2 separate regions of the Homo sapiens genome follow, and region 2 is linked to region 1. A link is a loop called in an ENCODE intact Hi-C map of the cell type or tissue named here. Cell type or tissue: pancreas. All regions are shown on one strand. Links, peaks and the distances in the headings refer to the core of each region. The heading gives the core; the rest is flanking DNA.

Region 1 (11,797 bases), core at 1,905-9,904:
CCTCGGTGGTTGGCCTGTGACAGCCCCCTGGTATGGAGCCAGCCCAGTAGGGCTAACAACCCCAAGTGGCTCATGCTTGAGCTGTCTTTTCAGGAAAATGAATTCTGGGGCAACCTGCCCACCTGCCTTCCCAGTGCCACAGGCAAGATGGGCCTCAACTGCTGACAAGTCCTGCTTTTCCTTCTAGGCACAGAAAACCTGCATTTGATTTTCTCCTACTCAGTGTGGGTGCTGAGAGACTTCCCAGAAGATGGCCTGAAGGTGAGCCACAGGAGTCCCTTGGATTTATCTGGTAAACACTTGGTTCTGATTGCACTTGAGACAGCAGTGGATGGAGAGGAGGGTGGATTCATGCATCTGTCTTCATTGGTGCATGAAGAAAGGGTGGACTGGGAAGCGCGAGCCAGCACTGTAGTTGGTAGAGAGAGCCTTACACAGGCATGAGGAGGCCTGTGCCTCGTCTGACATGCTGACTGCCTACAGATGCCTTCTCGTACCCTTGCCCTCCTAAAGTCTGTTTGATCCCTGCGCTCACATGCGTGTGTGTTTGCTGGAACTGCAGTCAGATGGTTCTGCTGCTGGAACTCGGGTTCATTCTAACAGATATTTACTGAAGATCTCCCGGAAGTGGAGTCTCTGCCACGTGATCGAGTCCTCGGCTTCTTAATAGAGAATTTTAAGGGTCTGGCTATTCCTTATCTGGTAAGGTATTTTTTGGTCTGCACTAAAAAGCTTTAAACCCAGGATCCAGGACTGCGTGGTTCTGTTATCGGGCTGTTCAGATTTGGGATTTATGTCACTTGGGGATTGGAAGGATGAGGGTTATTTCAGCTTCCTCTGAAGAAAAAGATCCCAGTAGACCAAGCTGGAAATGCTACCTACCAAATCTAGGTAAACTACAGAGGGATAAAAGAATAATGTTTTAGAAAAAAAAATTCCAAAGCCACATTTGGAAAAAAAATTCCAAAGCGAAACTCAAAAGTGACCACAGGACAATCAAATAGGCTTAAGTACCAGGATGCAGATATTTAACCACAATTACATGAGTCGCTATGAGAGTTTGGAGGATTATGGGACAAAATTAGTAAAATGGAGTTTAGTAATTGAGAAGATGGCTCCTCACGTTACTGGGTCGCATTGTGAAACTTCCTGGTGGCTTTAGACGAGCTGTCTCTTAGTCATCTTTGCAGCCCGATTAGGGGATAATCTGGATGGGACCTGTTGGGCCTTAAAAATGTGAGGGAGGCTGGGAGACCAGGTCACAGCCTGGAGAATACCAGTGACAAAGACCTACATCTTGCCTCAGGAACACATCATCCATGTTTGGGAGGAGACAGGCTCTCGGTTCCACAACTGCCTGATCCAGCTATACTGTGAGAAGGTGCAAGGTCTGATGAAGGAGTATCTCCTGTCCTTCCCTGCAGGTACCAGTTCTTTTAGGAAGCCGGTTGGCCCCAGGCCTTAGAGGAGAGCACAGACCCAGGTGCCACGTGTGGTGGGGGTAAGCAGGCCACCCTATTCTCTGCCCAGGTGCGCAGAAGTTCTGAAGAGGAGCCAGGGGAGCTAAGTGACACAAGCCTGGCACATGAGACTCAGGAGCTCTTGTCTAGGTCCTGGCATCTCTGAGTGTCTCAGAGTCATCCCTCGGGGAGGGTGGAAGGAACAGACCTGTCTGCAAGATGACAGCTATACTGATAAGAAACAGGTTTGCCCACAGAGTATTTCTCTATTCAGCTTATTTTTTTAACCGTAAGCTGATGTTTTGGGGCCACATGGAGACTATGAACTAAAAGAAGTTAGCATGGAAGCCACCCTGGAGGCCCTTTCTGGTCATGTGGTGACATCCTTGAACCCCATTCCCTTCATTTTTCTTGATGACCCTACATTGCCACCTGGCAGTGTCCTTTCATTTTGAGCTTGGTTTCCCTTAAAGGCAAAACCCCAGTCCCAGCTGGAGAGGAAGAGGGTGAGCTGGGAGAATACCGGCAAAAGCTCCTCATGTTCTTGGAGATTTCCAGCTACTATGATCCAGGCCGGCTCATCTGTGATTTTCCCTTTGATGGTGAGTGTCTGGCTTAGGGCCAGAAGCCACTTCAGCGAAGGTCATGCAAAGACTAATCCACCCCTTTAATTGTTCCCCAACTCTCCACAAAAGTTGGGCCTGGAAAAACCAGGCATTTCAGGCCAGTGCTCCTGTTTTGTCCTCTCTGAAGACTCACTTTTGTACCGTGACTGAGAAAAGTCTCCTTCCTGGGTATGAACCACATGCTAATTGATAGCCAGGTTGCAACCTGTTTTTTGCTTCAGAACATGTTCTTGGCCAAGTTCATTGTTCAGCAGTTTTTGTAATCTGGCATAATTTGTCTTTATGAGAGCTGAGAGCAAGCATTTGCTCATCTTACCTGAACCACCTAGCATGTTGTAGGTGGTTGTTAAGTACTTGGCTGCTGAATGAATATTCTTACCCAGTTTATATGTGACCTCAAAAAAGATGGGATAAAGTACTTCCTAAAATAGCTCCCTCCCCCTTTTTTAAACTTCAGTTATTTTCTCCTTGAAGAAAAACCCAAGCAATAAGAATCCTATTGTCTTCCCTTTATATTGCCTCGTGTCCACTCCTCTGACAGCATAGCCCCCACCTTGTGCTTGCGTGATGGCGGCAGTGGTTCCTCATATTCCTTTTCCTCCTAGGCCTCTTAGAAGAACGAGCTCTCCTGTTGGGGCGCATGGGGAAACATGAACAAGCTCTTTTCATTTATGTCCACATCTTGAAGGATACAAGGATGGCTGAGGAGTAAGTTTGCCCCAACATCCCACCTCCTAAGCAGTCTAAAAGCAGGCCCTGCAGAGAGATGAGAGTTAAGAAGGCCATCTCCCCATACTCCACTGCGGGAGCAAGAATCGCCTCCGTCCTGGCCCGCAGTTTTGGCTGTGGTTAGGCTGCTCGAGCAGGCTGCACGCACAGCCTCTCATTTAGATGTGCCCCCCTCACACCACCTGCTCTCACCACTCTCTCCCTTGCAGGTACTGCCACAAACACTATGACCGAAACAAAGATGGCAACAAAGATGTGAGTAGTGACCCTGACCCAGGGAGCACGTGTGCATACCTCTCCCCGTTGGTTTGACCAGAGGTGGCAATAATATGAGTGGCAGAATAAGACAGGGCACGAGTCAGGGCTCTGATTGATCTTGCATGTGTGTATTGAGGGACAGCAGGGGACCATTCATCCTGGTGTGCTTGGGGTAGTTCTGGCGTATATCTTTGTTATCCCTGTGATTAATAGCACTCCTGTCTCTTTACTCTCTTGATTTGTGTCATAAATTATGAGGTCTGCCTGTCGAGCGGGAACCCGTCATGGTTCTGATGTACTATATCTTGAATACACATTGACTTTTCAATGTCTGGAGACATTTTTGATTGTTGTGACTGAGGACAGGGGTGCTTCCAGAATCCAGGGGGTAGAGGCCAGAGATGCTGCTAAACAATGCACAGGACAGCCCCCAAACCAGGAATCATCTGGCCCCGAATGCGCACTGAGGTTGCGAAAGCCTGTGGTACTGGCACCAGTAGGCAATGCAGCATCTCACCTTAGGATATCCCCACCTGCAAAAATGTGACGGAGTCTCAGCTTTTAAAGCCAAAGGAAATGAGGAATCTTTTTGAATTGTTTTACAGTGGTAGCATTTTGTAAATGGCATAATGGTAAACGAATACAAGGCATTTGGTTTTTTCTCTCAGGGAAAAAGCAATCCTTAATTAACATCTTCAGTTGCCTGTTTGACCTTACCAATTTACAAGGTGAAAATGACCAGTTTTACATGCTCAGTGATAGCTGTTACTGTAGGCGAGCCCCTCGAATCGTTAGGCATGCTCAGTGCTGGGGGTTCTGGGAGGGTTGCTGCCAGCCTGACGTAGCTCATGTCTCTCTGAGACAGGTGTATCTGTCCCTGCTTCGGATGTACCTGTCGCCCCCCAGCATTCACTGCCTGGGGCCAATCAAGCTGGAACTACTGGAGCCAAAAGCCAACCTCCAGGCCGCTCTGCAGGTCCTCGAGCTACACCACAGCAAACTGGACACCACCAAGGTCAGGAGTTGTTCCTAGGGAGATGGAGGGTGTTTGCAGGGAGCACCGAATGAGAAGAGGAAATGTGGAAAGGGACTAGGGTCCAAGAGCTCCACGGCTGCAGACATTTCTTCATTCTCACTCCTGTTCACCTCACCCAGTCCCTATCTCTGTTCCTGTCCCTAGGCCCTCAACCTTCTGCCAGCAAACACTCAGATCAATGACATACGCATCTTCCTGGAAAAGGTCTTGGAAGAAAATGCACAAAAGAAACGGTTCAATCAAGTGCTCAAGAACCTTCTCCATGCAGAATTCCTGAGGGTAGGTATGGGCCTTCCAAACTCTAGGGTGGGCTTTTAACTTTTAGTATGAGACAATGTCCACATGTTCCCTTCTGACCAAGGCAGAGCCTGTACAGTGCAGCTCAAGCTGATCCAGTAGCCAGCTTGACATTGAATTGCCAATGTTCTAAGCAGAAGAATCTGTGACGACTGAAAGAGGACACAGTTGCTGGCCTCTGCCTCCTGTTTCTGGGTGCCACACTGTAGAACTTCTTCCTCAATCCCCCTGTTCTTCCAGGTCCAGGAAGAGCGGATTTTACACCAGCAGGTGAAGTGCATCATCACAGAGGAGAAGGTGTGCATGGTGTGTAAGAAGAAGATTGGGAACAGGTGAGCCTCCTTCACACCTGTGTGGCATCTGGGCTTTGTGGAGGTTCCCAGGGGTGGAGAACGCTCAGGATGGATTTCTGCCCTTTAACAGAGAAGGAGAACATGGCTGCTGGCTGTCCTGACAACTTTTAGTTCTTGAGCCTTCAGAGAGCAGCCTGTTCTATCTGTTGGGAGTGGGCTTCGAGAATTTAAAGACCTGCAATGTATGGTATGGAGCTGTTGGATTCTTGTCCATAAAACTCTTCCCCTCTTGAAGCTAGAACCTGATATAGTGGGTGCCCAAGAGATGTAGGTCTGCAGAAAGTTCTTATAAGGAAGATCCAGTGAAGGAAGAAAAAGATCTTTCAAGCTACTGCATTGTGACTCAAGTAGGATCCTGAGCCAGACTCATACTGTGTTAAGACATATACTCTAGTTAGTCCCCTTTTCTTCAAAGGAGAGTGATTTGTCTCTTATGTAGCTGGAAAAATATTTTTCTTTAGAAAGACAAACTCGCCGTCCTTTTCAGAATTAGCCTGAAACCTGTTCTGATGAACATTGTTGGCTCTCAGGAAGCCAGGGCTGAGCTTTGGGCTGGTGCACTGCCCATCTTTAATATGCCTTGTGTTTTGCATAATAAAAAAATACCCCATGCACTCTTAACTGTGTGCACCTCATCCTCTGTTTGGTTATTTGACAGAGATGATGGCTACAGAAATCCAGAGCCCCTCAGGCAGGCTGTTCTTTGAGGTTTGGGTGGGCTGCTTTTGGAATGGCCCCCCAGCAATGTGCCTCTTCTGTAGGAGGTGCCGCTGCCAGAGAAGTGGTCACTTAGAAGCAGTCCTCACTCCCAAGCCATTTTCTTCCCTGCAGTGCATTTGCAAGATACCCCAATGGAGTGGTCGTCCATTACTTCTGTTCCAAAGAGGTAAACCCAGCTGACACTTGAGCCCAGCATCCTGGGGATCCAGCGGATGGACAGCTTGGCTCTCCCAGAGAGGTGAAGGAGCACCTGGCCTTAGGAATCCTGGCTGCCACCACCACAAGGCTCCCCATTTGGACATTACTGGCTATCTTGTGCCCTGGAACAACTCTGAATTAATTAGACTCATGGTCTGGCATTGCCAGCTTTTTAATGGGAAAAGAGATTAGTTATACCTTATACCATTATGTTGTGGGCAATTCCAGAGAATTCAGTACCTGCTTGGTCAGGAGGATGTGCACCATCTTGCCTTTGCACACCAGTCACCTGAACAAGGAAACTTGTCACAAGTGTTTGTAACCATGGGGTTGTTCATCAAGGGCTTTTCTATTAAGTACATGACTTCACAAGGACCGCTCAGCATGGCTCACTGGAGAGTTCCATGAGAGAACAGCACTCAAGCTTCTGGCCGCATGGACCCGATGGCTCGCATTCTGTGTAGTGTTTTACGTCTCCATGGTAACTGTGCCCTGCACCCCTCGGTAGCCGCCCTGTTAGTTTTCAGTCTCCTTTTCTTTCTCACCATTTATCACTTCCCTCACTGCCCTACCCAGGCTTTCTCTCCCACTTCCCTGACTCTGGGAATAACTAATATTTAAGCAAGGTAAGATGAGAAGCAAGGGGTCTCAGTTCTAGGAATACAGTGCTAGTTGATTGTCAGGTATGTTGTAAATAGACCCTCTTTGGCCATACACTCCATGCCTAGATGCCTCGGAGAGCATCATTCTCTGCCTAGGCAAGGCCCTGCATCCCTTGCCTCAGGCCGGGCTGAGTGTGACTGCAGCTCCTGAGGATGGGCCTGCCCTGTCTGGGGTATGCGTGATCCCTAGATACATGTTCCCACAGAGGTGCCTGCTCCGTCTTCGCTCACCAGACACTCAGGCAGGCTGGCTTAGTCTTTGTGCGTGGCGATTTTGTGCTCTGGGCCCTTTCTCTTTTTCCAGCCAGTTTCCATTCACTTGCCTTACAGCCTGCCCTGGCCGTCACTCCCCAGCTTTGTTCAGCAATGGTGTGGTTGGAGAGTTGTGCTGGGATAGCGCAGGAAGGTGGGTCCCGGCAACACGCAGGGGATGAGTGGACCTGGAACTGACAATGGCGTGCTGCCAAGTGTTCCTGAGAGGTGTTTAGGCACAGCAGAGGGGACGCGGGGGGCAAGAACAGCAGGACGCTGGTTTAAAAATAACTCACCGCCAAACCTGTGGAGCAGTGTGGGGCATCCTGCCAGAGGTGCACAGGCTGGAGTTTCAGGCACTGCAGGCTGATGACACACAGGGAGAGTGGCCCTGCCTCCTGTCCTCCCCGGGGTTTTTGCAGACTCGAAGTCTCACTGCACCAGTGTCTTTGATGGTGGTGAGGGTGGGTGATGGTGCCCAGCACCAACAGTTTTAGTGGCCTGTCCTTGACCTGCCGTGGTCCTTTGTAAACTATGGCTCCATGCTGTGTGACAGATCAACGTGCTGATGGTAAGTAGACTAGGCTTCCCCAGGCATGCCGTCCGTGGGGGCCTGAAGAGACAGTGAGTGCCATTGGCCCCATTCGCAGATGTGGGAGACTCTGCTCAGGCCTGTGAGGCTGGGCAGCCCTTCACCAGAGTTCGGAGGAGCAGTGTGTGGCGCCACGTCCCGACTGGCCATACCCACACAGAAGCAGTGCTGCCCGGGGCCTCATCTGGGCCAGCTTGGACTCTGCTTCCTCCAGGAGCAGCAGGGAAGCTCTGGGCCACCTCCCTGGATAGCAGGAACTTGACCTGCCATGTGTGCCCTGCCTTCCTGGCCAGCTGTGCTTGTTATCTTCCATTCTCACAAACTGTCTTTGAAGCAATAGAATAAAGAATGTGTGTTTTCTTTCCTGGTATACATACATGATCCCATGCTCCCAAGCTCCATTCTTCCTTCCCTCAACTCTCTGCCCTCCACAGAGCTATGGAGAAGGCTGGAGATGAAAGCTTTGTAGTGAGGACTGATAAAGATCTCATCACTGCTCCTTATAATAAACCTAATAAAGCAAGAAACCAAGCCTATCTGGGTCTCTTATTTCTCCCTCCCGTGGAGTTTGATGAAAATAACAATGAAAAGATAGTAGTTTAGCAAAGAACTTAGAAGAATAAGCCAATTAGTGACCAAGAAAAAATGAATATAATACTTGCATTACAAATGCCACGTGGTACAGCCAGTGTGGTCATGGCTGATGAGTCAGCAGCACAGATACGGAACACATCCATCATTACAGAATTCTGCGGGACACACTGGCGTCTGGGAGATCCAAGTGTTTTCCCCCATCATGTAGTAGCACCTGGTGCCTCTTCCTGCAGCCCATGATGAAGGAATTGGGATGGAGGGACGCAGAGGTGTTTGGGAAGTGGAGAAGTGTTGGTTCACTTTGGCCAACTCCAAAGAGAAAATGTAGTCCTTGTTGTCTCTGTCCCATCTGGCACTAGGGGCAATGACTTTATTGTGCAGTGGGGCCGATGACTTCCAGAAGAGGATGGTACAGCCAGAAAGACACATCAGTCAGGAGCTAGAGCCCCAGCCTGGTTCTGCCCCCAGCTAGCTCTGTGCCCTCTCCTCTTGTATGGATCCGCAGGTCCCCTGCATACATTCACAGCTATCACCAACTGCCAGACTCTCATTTCTTAGAGCCCAGGCCAAGTCTTGGCTTCACAATCCAAATAAAGCAGAAACAGGCCCTTCTTTGGGGCCTGGTCACTGGCAGTCACACATTCCTTTTTTGGGGGGAGTTTCTGGTCTGAACTTGCCCATTCGGTTCATTTTGGAGTTGAATCACATCTTTTTTGGATGTTGTATTTTTCAGCCTGTGACTCTAGGCCTTGGGAAGAGTGGAGATGACTGAATCTTAGTTGAGGGACAGAAATTCTCTCCCTCCCACAGTTCACGGCCCCCGAGATCCTCACTCTTCCTGGAGACTGTGCCTGTCTCAGCCACCTTGATGGTTGTGGTCCACAGAAGAGCGAACATCACATCCATCTGCAGCCTAAGGCCTACGATGGCCAAAGAGAATGCTAAAGCCTGTATATCTGGTCGCTGAAGGATACGTAGACTTGTTGTTTGGCCTGTCCTTATTTATAACCCCCTGCCCATATGCCTGTCTGTACCTGGACACTGTACACTGACCCAGGAAGCGAGCCTGGGCCAAAGCCACAGGGAGTCATGAGACTGAATTTCTCCAGGATGTGGATGGGCCCGCCTCACCTCTGTCACCTTTGCGTTTCTGGGCCTAGCACAGGTCTGGCACCCACCAGGCTCTTGGTGTTTGGCGAATTAATGAGGGTGGTCAGGAGAGATTAAAAACATCTTTGATGAGTTCATGTCCTTTGTAGGGACATGGATGAAGCTGGAAACCATCATTCTGAGCAAACTATCGCAAGGACAGAAAACCAAACACCACATGTTCTCACTCATAGGTGGGAATTGAACAATGAGAACACTTAGACACAGGGCGGGGAACATCACACACCGGGGCATGTCGGGGGGCAGGGGGCATGGGGGAGGGATAGCATTAGGAGAAATACCTAATGTAAATGACGAGTTAATGGGTGCAGCACACCAATATGGCACATGTATACACATGTAACAAACCTGCACGTTGTGCACATGTACCGTAGAACTTAAAGTATAATTAGAAAATATATATAAAGAGAGAAACATCTTTGATCCCAGATGAAACACTGAAGCAGAGATTTCTAGGCTTCAGCTTAAGAGCCGCAGGGAAGGTGGGACTTGAAGGGTGGCTAGTTTCAGGCCTTTTCCACAGCTGGAGGAGACTCTTCCCTGATTTGCACTTGCCAGCTGGTCTCTGGGCCAGCTGTGCCAGCTTCACCTAGAGGTCTTGTTGGAAATAGCTCCGGTGTCTATTTTTCACAAACAGCCCAGTGATAACCAGGGCGCTGGGTTTGGGAACAAGAGTGCTAACCAGAGACCCCAAGAGTCTCTTGGAGAGGGACTGAGCTGCCTCCTGCCTGGGGAAATTAAGCTCCAGTCACTTCCTGGAGCATGTCAAACTCCACCTCCAGCAGGCCATCCAGCCTGAGTTCTCTGCAGAGCAGGCAGCTCCACCCTCCCAACTCAGTGCTGCCTGTCACACCTGAGCCAGCAGTTTGTGCAACCAGAGGAGCGCAGGCAGGGTTCCCTGCTGGGGCCCGGGCTGCCCAGCCATGCTTTGGGCACTCTGGCCAAGGTGGCTGGCAGACAAGATGCTGCCCCTCCTGGGGGCAGTGCTGCTTCAGAAGAGAGAGAAGAGGGGCCCTCTGTGGAGGCACTGGCGGGTAACGTACCTGAGATTACCTGGGAAACCCGGACTGGGGGAGTCCTGGGAGCTGCAGTGCCCTGTGAAGACTGAGACCAGCCCCAGCCCTGGGTTTTGAGTTGGGGTGGGACCTGTTTATTCTAGATGACCTGGCAGAGCTTAAATTAGACCTTGGCTCTTAAAAATAGCTCCCTCCGATTAGGAAATGGAGGGTTAGTTCACTTGACACTTGTCTGGGGTGGGTTGGCTTTCACCAAGGATGCGCGAGCCTGGCTGTAGAGTCCACGGAGCTGGTGGGGTTGTGAGGGGAGAGTTTCCCTCCCAGTAGGCAGCATGCTGATGTTATCTCTCCTAAGCCCAGCTGCAATCTGCTCGGTGACTCGTCAGACCGGTACCGGCCGGCCGGTGACTCTCGGCTTCCGCTCACCTGCTCGCTGCCTCCTAGACGGTCTTTGAGCCTCTGTCAGGGAGCAAGCAAGGGAGGGGGTGTCACAGTTTTCTCTTTTAATATTTAATCTTCTCAAGCACAACATTAGCACAGCTCTCACAGCTGCTCCCAAGCTAGAGTGGGGGCGCGAGCGTCTGAGGGGAGCTGCAGGTGTGTGGTGCGTGACAGCCATCGTTAGTTCAGTGAGTCCGTGCTGGATTTAGATTTGAACCCAGACCGGATGGGTTCCAGGGTCCAGACACATCACGAAGGTGCTGAACTCCCAATGCCTGGGACCCGCCAAGGTCTCCCTGCTCCCCGGCACAGAGACGTCAGTGACCCTATGCCAGGTTGCTGCTCCATGATGGGACGAGGGGAACAATGGGGCGAGGGACCAGGCTCACACTAGCTGACTGAGTCCCTGGAGTTCTGTTATTGCAGCGGGAAACCTACCCATACTATGACCTCCAGGTGAAGGTGCTGAGGGCCACAAACATCCGGGGCACAGACCTGCGTGAGTGACCCCATCTCCATCCTTCTCTCTGTCCTTTCCCTGCGGCTTCCTCAGAGCTCAGCTCAGGCTGGCTAACAGAGAGTGTGTGTGTGTAAGAGTATACATGGGTGAGTACAAGTGAGAGTGCATGTGTGTATACATGTGTGAGTATACGTGTAGGCATCTGTGCAAGTATGTGTGAGTGCAAGTGTGAGTACATGTGTATACGTGTGTGTGAGTGCGTGTATATGTGGTGTAAACATGTGAGTGCGAGTGTGTGGGAACACGAGTGTGTATATACATGCGTGCAAGTGTGAGCGAGTGTGTGAGTGCAAATGTGACTGCGAGTGTGTATACACATGTAGGAGTGTGTGAGTGCAAGTGTGAGTGGAAGTGTATATATGTGAGTGCGAGTGTGTGTGAACGTGAGTGTGTATGTGTGTATACGTGTGTGCGTGTTGTGTATGTGTGTCTGTATACATGACAGTGAGTGCCAGTGTGTGTGACTGAGTACGAGTGTGTGTATATACGTGTGTGTGTGCCAGTGTGAGAGTACTACACATGTGTGCGTGCATGAGTGCAAGAGTGTGTGTGTGAGTGCAAGAGTAGGTGGAGGGACTGGTGCTGACCATGGAGGTGAGGGCAGGCAGGGCTGGAGGGGACAGCTGTGCAGACTCGGCCTCCTCCCTGTGCCTGGGAGTGCCGCCCTGGGTGACAGTGTGAGGCCCGCTGTGGCTACAAGTCAGCACGCGCTCTCAGGGAGCTTTCCATGCCAGTGCCCACACAGGGAGGGGATTTTACTGCCTGAATCAGGCAGTAGCTGGAATTAATGGTCTGTGCTGCCATGGGATCTTTCCAACTGGCTGCCGCAGGATTTCTGTTCAGGTGAATGGGAGGTGTGTGGAATCAAGATGG
Region 2 (11,797 bases), core at 2,081-10,080, 64 kb before region 1:
GTTTTTATATATTTGGTCCTATTAGCAGTTTTCATTATTACTGACCTGATAGATTGTGACTGTTGAAAAACTGTGAATGTAAACAAAATTGTTTTGTGAATTTGAGTGGGTTGCTGTATAAGAGTTTTCAGTTAAAGTGTCCTTGGACTAAATAGCCAAAGCTTTTCTAGATTAGTATCTTTCTAAGTGTTTTGTGAACCTCTGCAAGCGTTGAGAGAAGAGGGAGGTGGGAATGGATTGTACAGTAAGATAACCCAATGACTAGGTAACAGCTACGGCTCTGTAAGGGCAGAGCAAGTGCCAAATCCCTTATTTTTGTATCTGCTTCTCATTCTGAAAATTGAGCCGGGTGCAGTGGCTCATGCCTGTAACCCCAGCACTTTGGGAGGCTGAGATGGGCAGATTGCTTTAAGCTCAGGAGTTTGAGACCAGCCTGGGCAACATGGCGAAGCCCTATCTCTACAAAAAATACAAAAATTCATCAGGCATTGTGGCTTGCACCTGTAGTCCCAGCTGCTCGGGAGCCTGAGGCAGGAGAATTGCTTGAGCCCTGGAAGCGGAGGTTGCAGTGAGCCGAGATCGCACCGCTGCACTCCAGCCTGAGTGACAGAGTGAGACCCTGTCTCAAAAAGAAAAGAACATTGAACGTGAGAGCAGATACCATTTTTAGTAGTCACCAATTCCCCTCCTGTTTTTCTCTGGCAACTTCTACTTGAGAATAATGTTCTGAAAATGGAGAGTCATTGCTTTTGGAAGCAAACCATATGAGCTTCTCAACCAATTGTAAGGTCCTCTTAATTCAGGATAGTGCAGGCAACTGATGGCAGGTTCCTTAAGATGGCATGAGGGGACTGAGTGTAGATCTCTGGGAGATTATAGGCACGAGTATAATTATGACCCTCAACTAGATTTGCTGGACAGATGAGAACAGAGCTACCCACCTTAAAGGGAGAGAGAAGATGATGTTAACTCTTTGTCCCTTGCCTGTTACTCATGTTCACTTTATCTTCTGCCATTTCTCTATTTATTTTCTGTCTTTTTTTTTTGTTTCTCTAGAAAGCCTCTTCCTTTCTCTTTTTTATATTTTTTCTCTTGTGATTTTGTACATTCTTACTTTATTCTGGTTCTGTCTTCTCTTTAATGTCTCATTGAAAATGATGACTTCCGGCCAGGTATGGTGGCTCGTGCCTGTAATGCCAGCACTTTGGGAGGCCAAGGCAGGAGGATCAGTTGAGGTCAGGAGTTTAAGACCAGCCTGAGCAACATAGCGAGACCTTATCTCTACAAAAAAATTTAAAAATTAGCCAGGCATGGTGGCACATGCCTGTAGTCCCAGCTGCTTGGGAGGCTGAGGTGGGAGGATCGCTTGAGCTTCAGTGGTCAAGGCTGCAGTGAGCCGTGATTGTGCCACTGCACTCTAGCCTGGGCTAGACCTTGCCTCACAAAAAAAAAAGGAAAAGAAAATAAAATGATGACTTTCTTATTCATCTTGAGGTGTTTGTGAGATTAAGTGAGAATAAGAGAGCTATAAGGCCTCTGAGAGATCTATAAGTTTATTGGCATGACCCCAGATCCTTAAAGAAACCTGAAAACTAATTGGCTAGCTTACTGTTTTTTCCTGAATGTTGAATTCCTTGACCTGCAAACACATATTTATTAGCCTGACTCAAACAATGAAGCTATTAAAACTTCGGAGGAACATTGTAAAACTCTCTTTGTATCGGCATTTCACCAACACGCTTATTTTGGCAGTGGCAGGTAAGTCTGGGACTTTCTTCTTGGAGTTCAAATGTGATCTGTTTAGAATGGACATTCTTAACCTGAAAGGCCATGGGTGGACATAGAAAGTTTTGTATATTTCACTTGGAAAAGGGTTCTTAGCTCTTGTCAAATTCTCAGAAGGATCTGTGGTTTTTAAAAAGTTGAGAACCATTTATTTTATGTACAGTAGCTGGAAATCAACCTCATATTTCAGCTCTTCATTTATCCCTCTTCTATTTGCATTCTTTCTTGAGGCATTCTTTTTCTTGAGGTTAGTTAGCTTAAGTGCCAGAGAGTACTCCTTTTAGAAGACATTACCACATGTTTGTTTAGTTTTATTAAATAGTTGTAGAATTTTAGGGTGCATTGCTATTATAGTGGTTTTACATATGTCAGCAAGCATATGTAAAAAATTGACATTAGGTGGACTGTAACCAAACTAGGCTAATTTGCCTACCTCCTGACCCTTGTACCAGGAATAGTGAGGTCTGATTTATGATTGGAACTAGCTCTTCTGTTTGTGTTACAGTCGTTTTATCAGCCATTTTTTTTCATCTGACCAGCCAAAGAAAAATTAGCATTACTATACTAAGGATAAAAGGAGAAAAAAATTATATTGATAATGCTGGAAAGAGCTATATTTCCAATACCTTATTTTCCAACCACACTGGTTACTGATGTAGCCAGATGGCAAATAACATTATTACCAAATTATTCTTTAAATAGAGAAAGGATTGGCCAGAGTATGTATCATGAGCCTTGCTGATAGCAGGTATACAGTCCTTTTGTATTGAATACATTTGTTAAAATAACTGATAGAGTTGTGATGTATTTGGGGGTTCGGGGTGTGTGGGATTCCACTTAACCGGAAATGGGGGAATGTAATTGGGGATGTAAACCAGCATTCATACTCTGACCTGGTTTTTCATTTACTGTTAGCATCCATTGTGTTTATCATCTGGACAACCATGAAGTTCAGAATAGTGACATGTCAGTCGGTGAGTTATAAGCACATTTATGAATAATGTACTGTCTTATAAACAACTGATGGTGTTGATGACAGTGGTAAGGTTCTTCTAAGTTATATACCTTATAAAAAATTAGAGCTAGGTCTCTACTCTGAGGGTTGTGATACTTCCCTCCTCCTAAGTATTCTGTACTATCATGGTGCTTGGTATAGTAGTTTTTTGTTTGTTTTTTCTGACTGTATTCTCCCAGTTTTGGGAGAGAATTTTGTAAGTTATAACTACAGTGTGCTATAACCCAGTCTTATTTTAACTAAAAATCTTAAGAAGTCCAGAGTACTAAATATTAAGTACCATATGTGTAAATAATACTAATCTGAATAGAAGCCACATCCTTAAGATCTGAGCTCAACGACTGTGACAGTAGGATTTCTTCAGAAGCAGCTAAGGCTCTTATTTTGTTCAATAAATAATGAAAATGAAAATTATAAAGTATACCAACCTAATGTAACTTTCTCTTACACTGTATAAGGTAACTTTCTCTTAACCCTGTATAAAACCCTTTCTTAAAGCTTCTCAGAGGGATGATGAAGCTTTGACAAATACTCTGTTCCGTTGATGCATTTTCTTTAACAACAGTAAGCACTACAAGGGCAAAAACTACATTCATTCACTTTGTTTCCCCACACTTACCACAGTACTGAGCACGTAGCAGGCTCTTAGTAAACATAACTTGAATGAACAAATAAGTGATTTTTGTTCTATGCCAAAGGCTTTATGAACAAGGGGTTAAGATAATGTGTATAAATGTTGTACTTCTCCCCTGTATTGTAGGACTGGCGGGAGCTGTGGGTAGACGATGCCATCTGGCGCTTGCTGTTCTCCATGATCCTCTTTGTCATCATGGTTCTCTGGCGACCATCTGCAAACAACCAGAGGTTCTTGGACTCTTCTGTTTACTCTGCTAACATGAGATGACCATGTCATCAATTAGGGGTGGTGCATTGGGGGACAGTATCAGGGCTGTGTCATATAGTGGAAGGAACACTGGGCCTGGAATCAGAAGAACTGGGTTCCTATCTCAGCTCTCCTCTTAACTTCATGATTTTTGGCATGCAGCCTCTCCACCTCTCTGGCCTTAGTTTCCTTTCTATATACTGAGGGGGAATTAAACCCAGCAACATGAAGTTCCTTTCAGCTCTGACATTTTGTGATAAATACACAGGCATACTATGGAAATAAATTGCAAGTTTGGTTTCAGACCATCACGATAAAGCAGATATTGAGTTACATACATATTTTGTTTTTTCCAGTGCATATCAAAGTTATGTTTACACTATTCTGTAGTCTACTATGTGTGCAATAGCATTATGTCTAAAAAATATATGCACGTTAATTTAAAAACACTTTATTGCCAAAAAAAAAAAAAAAATACCGACACAGGGGCTGGGCGTGGTGGCTCACGCCTGTAATTCCAGCACTTTGGGAGGCCAAGGCAGTTGGATCACCTGAGGTCAGGAGTTCGAGACCAGCCTGACCACCGTGGCGGAACCCCGTCTCTACTAAAAATACAAAAATTAACTGAGTGTGGAGGTGGATGCCTGTAATCCCAGCTACTTGGGCAACTGAGGCAGGAGAATCGCTTGAACCTGGGAGGCAGAGGTTGCACTGAGCCGAGATCATGCCACTGCACAGCATAGGTGACAGAGCGAGACTCCCTCTCAAAAAAAAAATGCTGACACACAAAGTGAGCACATTACTGTTGGAAAATGGCACCAATAGACTTCCTTGACATAGGGTTGCTGCAAAATCTGGGAAGCACAGTAAAATGAAGCACCATAAAACCAAGTATAACTGTAAGTATTTGTATAGTAAACAAGGGAGATAGATATATAATCTATTGTGTCAACCAGGCACGGTGGCTCATGCCTGTAATCCCAGCACTTTGGGAGGCCAAGGTGGGCAGATCACATGAATCCAGGAGTTTGAGCCAACATGGTTTCGGCCAACATGGCAAAACCCCACCTCTACTAAAAATACAAAAATTAACCGAGCATGGCAGTGCACACCTCTAATCCCAGCTACTCGGGAGGCTGAGGCACAAGAATCGCTTGAACCCGGAGACAGAGGTTGCAGTGAGGCGAGATGGCGCCACTGCACTCCATCCTGGGTGACAGAGTGAGACTGTCTCAAAGAAAACAGAAGATATAATTGTATCACTTACACTGAGTCTCTCCTGTCTAGTGTCTAGAAGGAAAGAAAATTTCTGTAACCAGCAGCCCAGCTCACTTTGTAATGATAGAAAGGGTAAAATTAAAACTTACATAACCAACTTTGAAATTAAAAATGTATGTGTAAATCTGATTTGTCCAACTATAGGCAAATTTCAGTCATTTAGGAACTGCCTAGCTTTATTTTGTGATTATGCCTTCCCCCCCCCCCCATTTGCATTTAGACGGTTAAGAGCTTATATTAAACACCCATACCACCAAAGAAGGAAAAGGGTAGCATGATATAAATGACTAATTTTATAACCAGACCCAATGAAAGATTGAAATAGAAAATAGGTGAAATCCTTTTACTCCATGAAAATGGCCTTGCTGTCATTTCAAACTATGCACTTTATATGTGTTTATCAAAAAAAGTCAGAATAGAGAAAAGTAATGAAAGAAAATAAAGGAGATCTGAAATCACACTATTGAGAAAGAACTTTTACATTCTGGAGACCCTTCTTTTATATCCGTCTGTTGATCTACTGGTTACTCACTAGCTATATTTGTATTTAAATATTTTCCCTTCCTCAGTCATTAAAAAATTTTTGCGTTACCTTCCCTCTTCTTTTTTTCCCCCTTTTCTTTTAAAACATTGCCCCCTTTCTCTGTGACTTCAGTGTTAACTGCATATTATAATGTGTCTTTTCCCTGTTCATGTATGGAATCTTACATTACTCTTGTGACAGTACATTGTGGAGATTCCTTCCAGTGTAACAGGTTTAACTGAACTCATTCATTTTCATGGATAGCATAAATATGGGACATGTGTAGTACAGTTAAATTAACATATTCTCTTATTAATGGGCATTTGGGATATTTCCAGTTTGAGGTGTGTCAGGGTCCTCAAGACCATCCTGATGTTCAGTGATTTACTAGAAGGCCTCATGGGATGCAGCGTACAGTTATACTCACAGTTAAGGTGTATTACAACAAAATGGTGATAGCAGGTAGAGTCTGGGGAAATCTGTATTTTCTTTCCTGGTGTTCGGTCTCTCTTCTGAGGAAGTACATCAAGTCAGTTCTTTTCCCCAGCAACAAAAATGTAGTAACACATTGTTTCTGTCTGGGAAAGCCCATTAATGTTCAGCACTCAAGATTTTTATTGGGCAGTGTTACCTCCTCCCAGCCAAATATGTGACAGTATGCACAGACTATTGCCAATGTGGGAAACCCATTTGAGCTTTCAATGTCCAGAGTTTTTACTGGGGCTCAATCACATACTGTCTCTGTTGCTGACTTTTAGTTTCCAACCCCTCCTGGCAGTCATGCTAATACCATTTCCTCTGGAGGTCAGAGCTGATATGGCATGGCCCAAAGCCCCTATCATAAACCATACTGTTACACTGTCAGCCAAAGTCCCCAGGCAAATAAAGACAGGACATGTTATGGGTGTCGGGATCACCTCACATTAGTCAATGAAGGTTAGGTTCTCACTACACACTGGCACATGCTCAAGAAATATTTAATGAGTGGGCTTGGATTTGCTAGGTTGAAGGATATGTGTAGATTGTAATTTTTAAAGTATTTCCAGATTACGTTCCCAAAAAAAACCTGAAAGAAATTGCATATTTAACAACAATGGTATGAGAGAGGTTTTTTCTTCTTCCCTTGTTTTATGTCCCATCATTTTATTTAATTTCTGCAGATTTGGTGGATGAGAATTAATATTGTTACTTTTTGCATTTAAGGTTGGATCTTTAGCTTATTTTTTATTGGCTTATTGATCATTGTCTCTGTCCATTTTCAGCTGCTATAACAAACTACCACAGACTGTTTGTTTATAATGAACAGAAATTTGTTGGCTCGCAGTGTCAGCATCTGGTGAGGGCCTTCTTACTGGGTCGTCACATGACAGAAGGTGGAAGGGCAAAAGGGAGAGCCCACTCCAGAAAACCCTTTATGTAACAGCATTAATTCATTCATGAGGGTGGAGCCCTCATGACCTAAATGCCTTCCATTAGGCCCAACTCCCAACACTGTCACCCTGGGAATTAGGTTTCAACATGAGTTTTGGAGGGGACAGACATTCAGACTGTAACAATCACTTATGTATTGATTCGTAGGAATTTATTTATTTTGAGATGGGGTCTCGCTCTGAAGCCAAGGCTGGAGTGTAGTGGAGCAACCTTGGCCCACTACAACCTCCACCTCCTGGGCTCAAATGATCCTCCCACCTCAGCCTCCTGAGTAGCTGGGACCACCGGTGTGCACCACCACACTGGGCTAATCTTTGTATTTTTTGTAGAGATGGGGTTTTGCCATGTTGCCCAGGCTTGTTATAAACTCCTGAGCTCAAGCGATCTGCCTGCCTTGGCCTCCCAAAACGCTGGGATTACAGGCGTGAGCCACCATACCAGGCCCAATTTGTAGGAATTTCTGATATATTTTGTATGCCAATATTTTGTTTGTTCTAAGTATTGCATATATTTTCTGCCAGTTAATAATCTTATGATTTTTATGCTGTTTTTAATCATACAAAATCTCAGAAATATGGAGTAGTTTTTCCCTTCAAGGATTGTACATTTTGCATCTTATTTTGACAAATTCTTATCTAGCCTAAGGTGATTTCAAAAAATTATTCTCTAATGACTTTTTAAAAATTTCACAATCAGGCCGGGCGCTATGGCTCATGCCTGTAATCCCAGCACTTTGGGAGGCTGAGGCGGGTGGACAACCTGAGGTCAGGAGTTCGAGACCAGCCGGACCAACATGATGAAACCTCATCTCTACTAAAAATAACAACAATTAGCCAGGCGTGGTGGCAGGCGCCTGTCATCCCAGCTACTTGGGAGGCTGAGACAGCAGAATTGCTTGAACCCGGGAGGCGGAGGTTGCAGCGAGCTGAGATCATGCCGTTGCACTCCAGCCTGGGCAACAAGAGAGAAACTCTGTCTCAAAAAAAAAAAAAATCACAATCAAGATGTTCATCCACCAAGAATTACTTGATTCTAGGCTCTCTACTCTCTTCTGTTCTGCTCCTGCATCAGTAGCACACTGTCTGAATTACCCTAGGCTTCTGATAAACTGTGGTATCTGGAGGGCCTGAACCCCTAATCATATTTATAAGTGCAGGCTCAGCTGCATACTACCTGGCTCTTTTAAAAATAGCCTTTGGGCCAGGCACCGTGGTTCATGCCTATAATCCCAGCACTTTGGGAGGCTGAAGCGGACAGATCACCTGAGGTCAGGAGTTCGAGACCAGTTTGACCAACTAGAAAAACCCCGTCTCTACTAAAAATACCAAATTAGTTGGGCATGATGGCACATGCCTGTAATCCCAGCTATTTGGGAGACTGAGGCAGGAGTGCTTGAACCCCAGGAGGGGGAGGTTGCTGTGAGCTGAGATCGCGCCATTGCACTCCAGTCTGGACAACGAGTGAAACTCTTTCTCAAAAAAAACAACCAAAAAAACATTTGGCCAGGCGTGATGGCTCACACCTGTCATTCCAGCACTTTGGGAGGTCTGGCCGGGAGGATTGCTTGAGCCCAGGAGTTTGAGACCAGCCCTGGCAATATAGCAAGATCCCATTTCTACAAAAAAAATTGTTTTAGGTTAGCTGGGCATGGTAGTGCATGCCTGTAATCCCAGCTACTTGGGAGGCTGAGGTGGGAGGATCACTTGAACCTGGGATGTCGAGGCTGCAGTGAGCCGTGGTCATACCACTGCACTGCAGCCTGGACAACAGAGCAAGACCCTGTCTCAAAAAAATTTTTTAAAAGCCTTTGGTGTTGAATTTTTGCCCTTTATTTTTAAAATTTTTTTATTTTAGATGGGGTCTTGCTATGTTGCCTAGGCTAGACTCAAACTTCTGGGCTCAAGGGATCCTCCTACCTCAGCCTCCTCAGTAGCTGAGACTACTGGTACATGTCACTACACCCAGCTTTTGTTTTTTAATAAAAATTTTAGATTGCTTAATTCTAGGAAAACCTATTAAGATTTTGATTGGAACTTAATTGAATTAATAAATTAGGGAGATTATATATATATTTTTGATAATTCCTTGAGTATGGCATCTCTCCATTTTTTAGTCTTTGAATTACGTTTTGTAACTTCTGATTTAAATTTGTGACTCTTACGAATGCAACTTTTAAAAATATATACAGCTTTTCCAAATATGTAGGAATGCTGTTGCCTTTTCCTCTGTCTCTCTCTCTCTCTGTCTCTCTCTCTCTGTCTCTCTCTCTCTCTCTCTCTCTCTGTCTCTGTCTCTCCTTTCTTTTCTTGACGGAGTCTCGCTGTGTCGCCCAGGCTGGAGTGCAGTGGTGCAATCTTGGCTCACTGCAACTTCTGTTCCCCGGGGTCAAGGGATTCTCATCAGTTGATGGACAAAGTTGTTTTCGGCCAGGCGCGGTGGCTCACACCTTTAATCCCAGCACTTTGGGAGGCCGTGGCGGGCGGCTGAGGCAGGCGGATCACCTGAGGCTGTCTCAGCCTCCCAAGTAGCTGGAATTACAGGCGTGCACCTCCACGCCCAGCTAATTTTTGTATTTTTAATAAAAAAATGCAAAAAATTGGCCAGGCATCGTGGCGGGCGCCTGTACTCCCAGCTATTCGGGAAGCTGAGGCAGGAGAATGGTGTGAACCCGGGAGGCGGAGCTTGCAGTGAGGTGAGATCATGCCACTGCACTCCAGCCTGGGCGACAGAGCGAGACTCCGTCTCAAAAAATAAATAAATAAATAAATAATAAAACAAATAAATAAAAGCTAAAGCATTCTAGGAATTACATGTCTGGGAGCTGCTTTGCTGAATCTCTTGGAAGTTGTTAAGGAAAGGCATCTGAGATATACCAGATCAGACCTTCATCTTCTGAGCTTCCCACTTGTAAACTGAAATTAAATTACCTGGAATAGGCCTCCCTTCTCTTAACTCCCAATTTGAAGGCTGCGATTTTAAATTAGATGAGAATTTACTTAACTCTATTTGATACATATCCTTATGAATGAACATTTGTTGACTGTCTACTGAATGTGACAGGTATTGTTCTAAGCACTTTATTTGTAACGACTTACTTTTACAAAACACCCCTATGAGTAATGTTCTATTGTCCCCTTATTTACAGTTGAGGAAACTGGGTACAGAGAGATTAAGTAACTAGTCTGATGTCACAGGTAGTATTCAGCTGAGCCTGCACTCATAAATATGATACTGTCCTGCTTCTCCCTTGCTAATATAGGCAATAAAGAGCTTTCTGAAGGGGAAGAAATATTATTATTAAACTGATTTAATGAATTACTATAATTGCAGTTTCAATAATTAGTTTTGTAAAATGCAACTGGTATAGCAGTTTTTGAAGTTTTCTAATTTTTTCCTTCTGTTCACTTTGGTTCTGTTAGGTTTGCCTTTTCACCATTGTCTGAGGAAGAGGAGGAGGATGAACAAAAGGAGCCTATGCTGAAAGAAAGCTTTGGTAATAATAAAATTCACCTCTTATTAGTACTTTAAATATTATTTTTCTGTAAGTACATTGTTTATTATTTTATAACTGTGTTGTTCCTATATTTGGTGTGGGATGAAGTCAGGGTTAAGAAAATAAGGGTGTGAATCTTAAGATGAAGGCATGGTAAATTCAGTAAGTAATTGCACATTAAGTATCCATTTTACTTGCTAGAAGTGAGCTAAAAATTTTGCTTTGAACTTCCCAGCTTACATATAAAGATGGAGAAGCATCTGTTGTATACTTCACAAGTATTAGGAAGCTTAAAATAAAACTATGATAAGTAACTTTGGGGCTTTTAATTTAAAAAAAGAAAAAGTTCTGAATCCGTTTTGCCAACATTGTTGGTCTGTTCACAAAGTTAAACAGTGTATATTTATTTTCTTCTACAGAAGGAATGAAAATGAGAAGTACCAAACAAGAACCCAATGGAAATAGTAAAGTTAACAAAGCAGTAAGTATGACTTTTCCATTTGTCTTTGTTCTTTGTCCCATCTTCCAACCCTTAGTAGAACTACTAGAAGAAAACAGGAGGAAAATTCTGTGACATTGGTCTTGGCAATGATTTTTTTTTGTATATGACCCCAAAAGCACAGGGAACAAAGCAAAAATAGAGAAGTGAGAGTACATCAAACTATAAAGCTTCTGCCCAGCAAAGGAAACAATTAACGAAGTGAAAAGACAACCTACAGAGTGGGAGAAAACATTTGCAAACATTGCATCTGTTAAGGGGTTAATACCCAATTTATATAAGGAACTCAGTAGCAAGAAAACGAATAGCCCAGTTTAAAAATGGGCAATGGACCTGAATATACATTTCTTAACATAACACCTACAAATGGCCAACAAGTATATGAAAAAATTTTTATCATTACTAATCCTCAGGGAAATGCAAATGAAAACCACAGTGAGATAACACCTCACACCTGTTTGAATGGCATTTATCAAAATGAAGAAATAACAAGTGTTGGCAAGGACATGGAAAAAAGGGAACCCTTGTACTCTGTTGATAGGAATGTGAGTTAGTATAGCCATTATGGAAAATAGTATGGAGCTTCCTCAAAATTAAAAATAGAACTACCTTATGATCCAGGATTCATGTCACTGGGTATATACCTAAAGGAAATGAAATCAGTATGTTAAAGAGATACTTGCACTGTCATGTTCATTGCAGCATTAATCACAGTAGCCAAGATACAGAATCAACCTGCATGTCCATCAGTAGATGAATGGATAAGGAAAATGTGTATTTTGATATACAATGGAATACTATTTAGATTCAGAAGAGAAGGAAATCTTGTCATTCGCAACAGCGTGAAGAAGCCTGGAAGATACTATGTTAAGCAAAATAAGCCAGGCACA

Evidence for each region. Peaks named below come from ENCODE experiments on the same cell type or tissue, not always from the same donor. Only the 100,000 strongest peaks of a DNase experiment are listed, where the experiment ranks them.
Region 2: a loop joins it to region 1, with 2.7 times the contacts of the local background. A loop is called at or near these places in 2 of 110 quality-filtered maps.

Annotation. Positions count from the first base shown.
Region 1 is chr15:42,154,623-42,166,419 of GRCh38, reverse strand. PLA2G4F (phospholipase A2 group IVF) reads left to right here and starts at 9,784. Exons shown (of 20, transcript NM_213600.4): 1 at 9,784-9,981; 2 at 10,831-10,903. The coding sequence starts at 9,871. VPS39 (VPS39 subunit of HOPS complex) reads left to right here. Exons shown (of 25, transcript NM_015289.5): 16 at 188-261; 17 at 604-702; 18 at 1,307-1,424; 19 at 1,934-2,062; 20 at 2,692-2,794; 21 at 3,025-3,070; 22 at 3,939-4,088; 23 at 4,254-4,388; 24 at 4,647-4,738; 25 at 5,591-7,719. The coding sequence ends at 5,666. RefSeq lists enhancers at 6,554-7,053, 9,344-10,059. In pancreas, for the core only: no CTCF peak of the experiment used is centred there; DNase peaks (open chromatin) are centred at 6,849 and 9,799; H3K27ac peaks cover 656 bases.
Region 2 is chr15:42,218,673-42,230,469 of GRCh38, reverse strand. TMEM87A (transmembrane protein 87A) reads left to right here. Exons shown (of 20, transcript NM_015497.5): 13 at 1,650-1,758; 14 at 2,701-2,759; 15 at 3,561-3,664; 16 at 10,335-10,408; 17 at 10,828-10,889. All of the region lies in intron 2 of VPS39-DT (VPS39 divergent transcript), which reads right to left. Among named protein-coding and RNA genes, the nearest start is that of VPS39-DT, 16 kb to the right of the region's middle. In pancreas, for the core only: no CTCF peak of the experiment used is centred there; no DNase peak of the experiment used is centred there.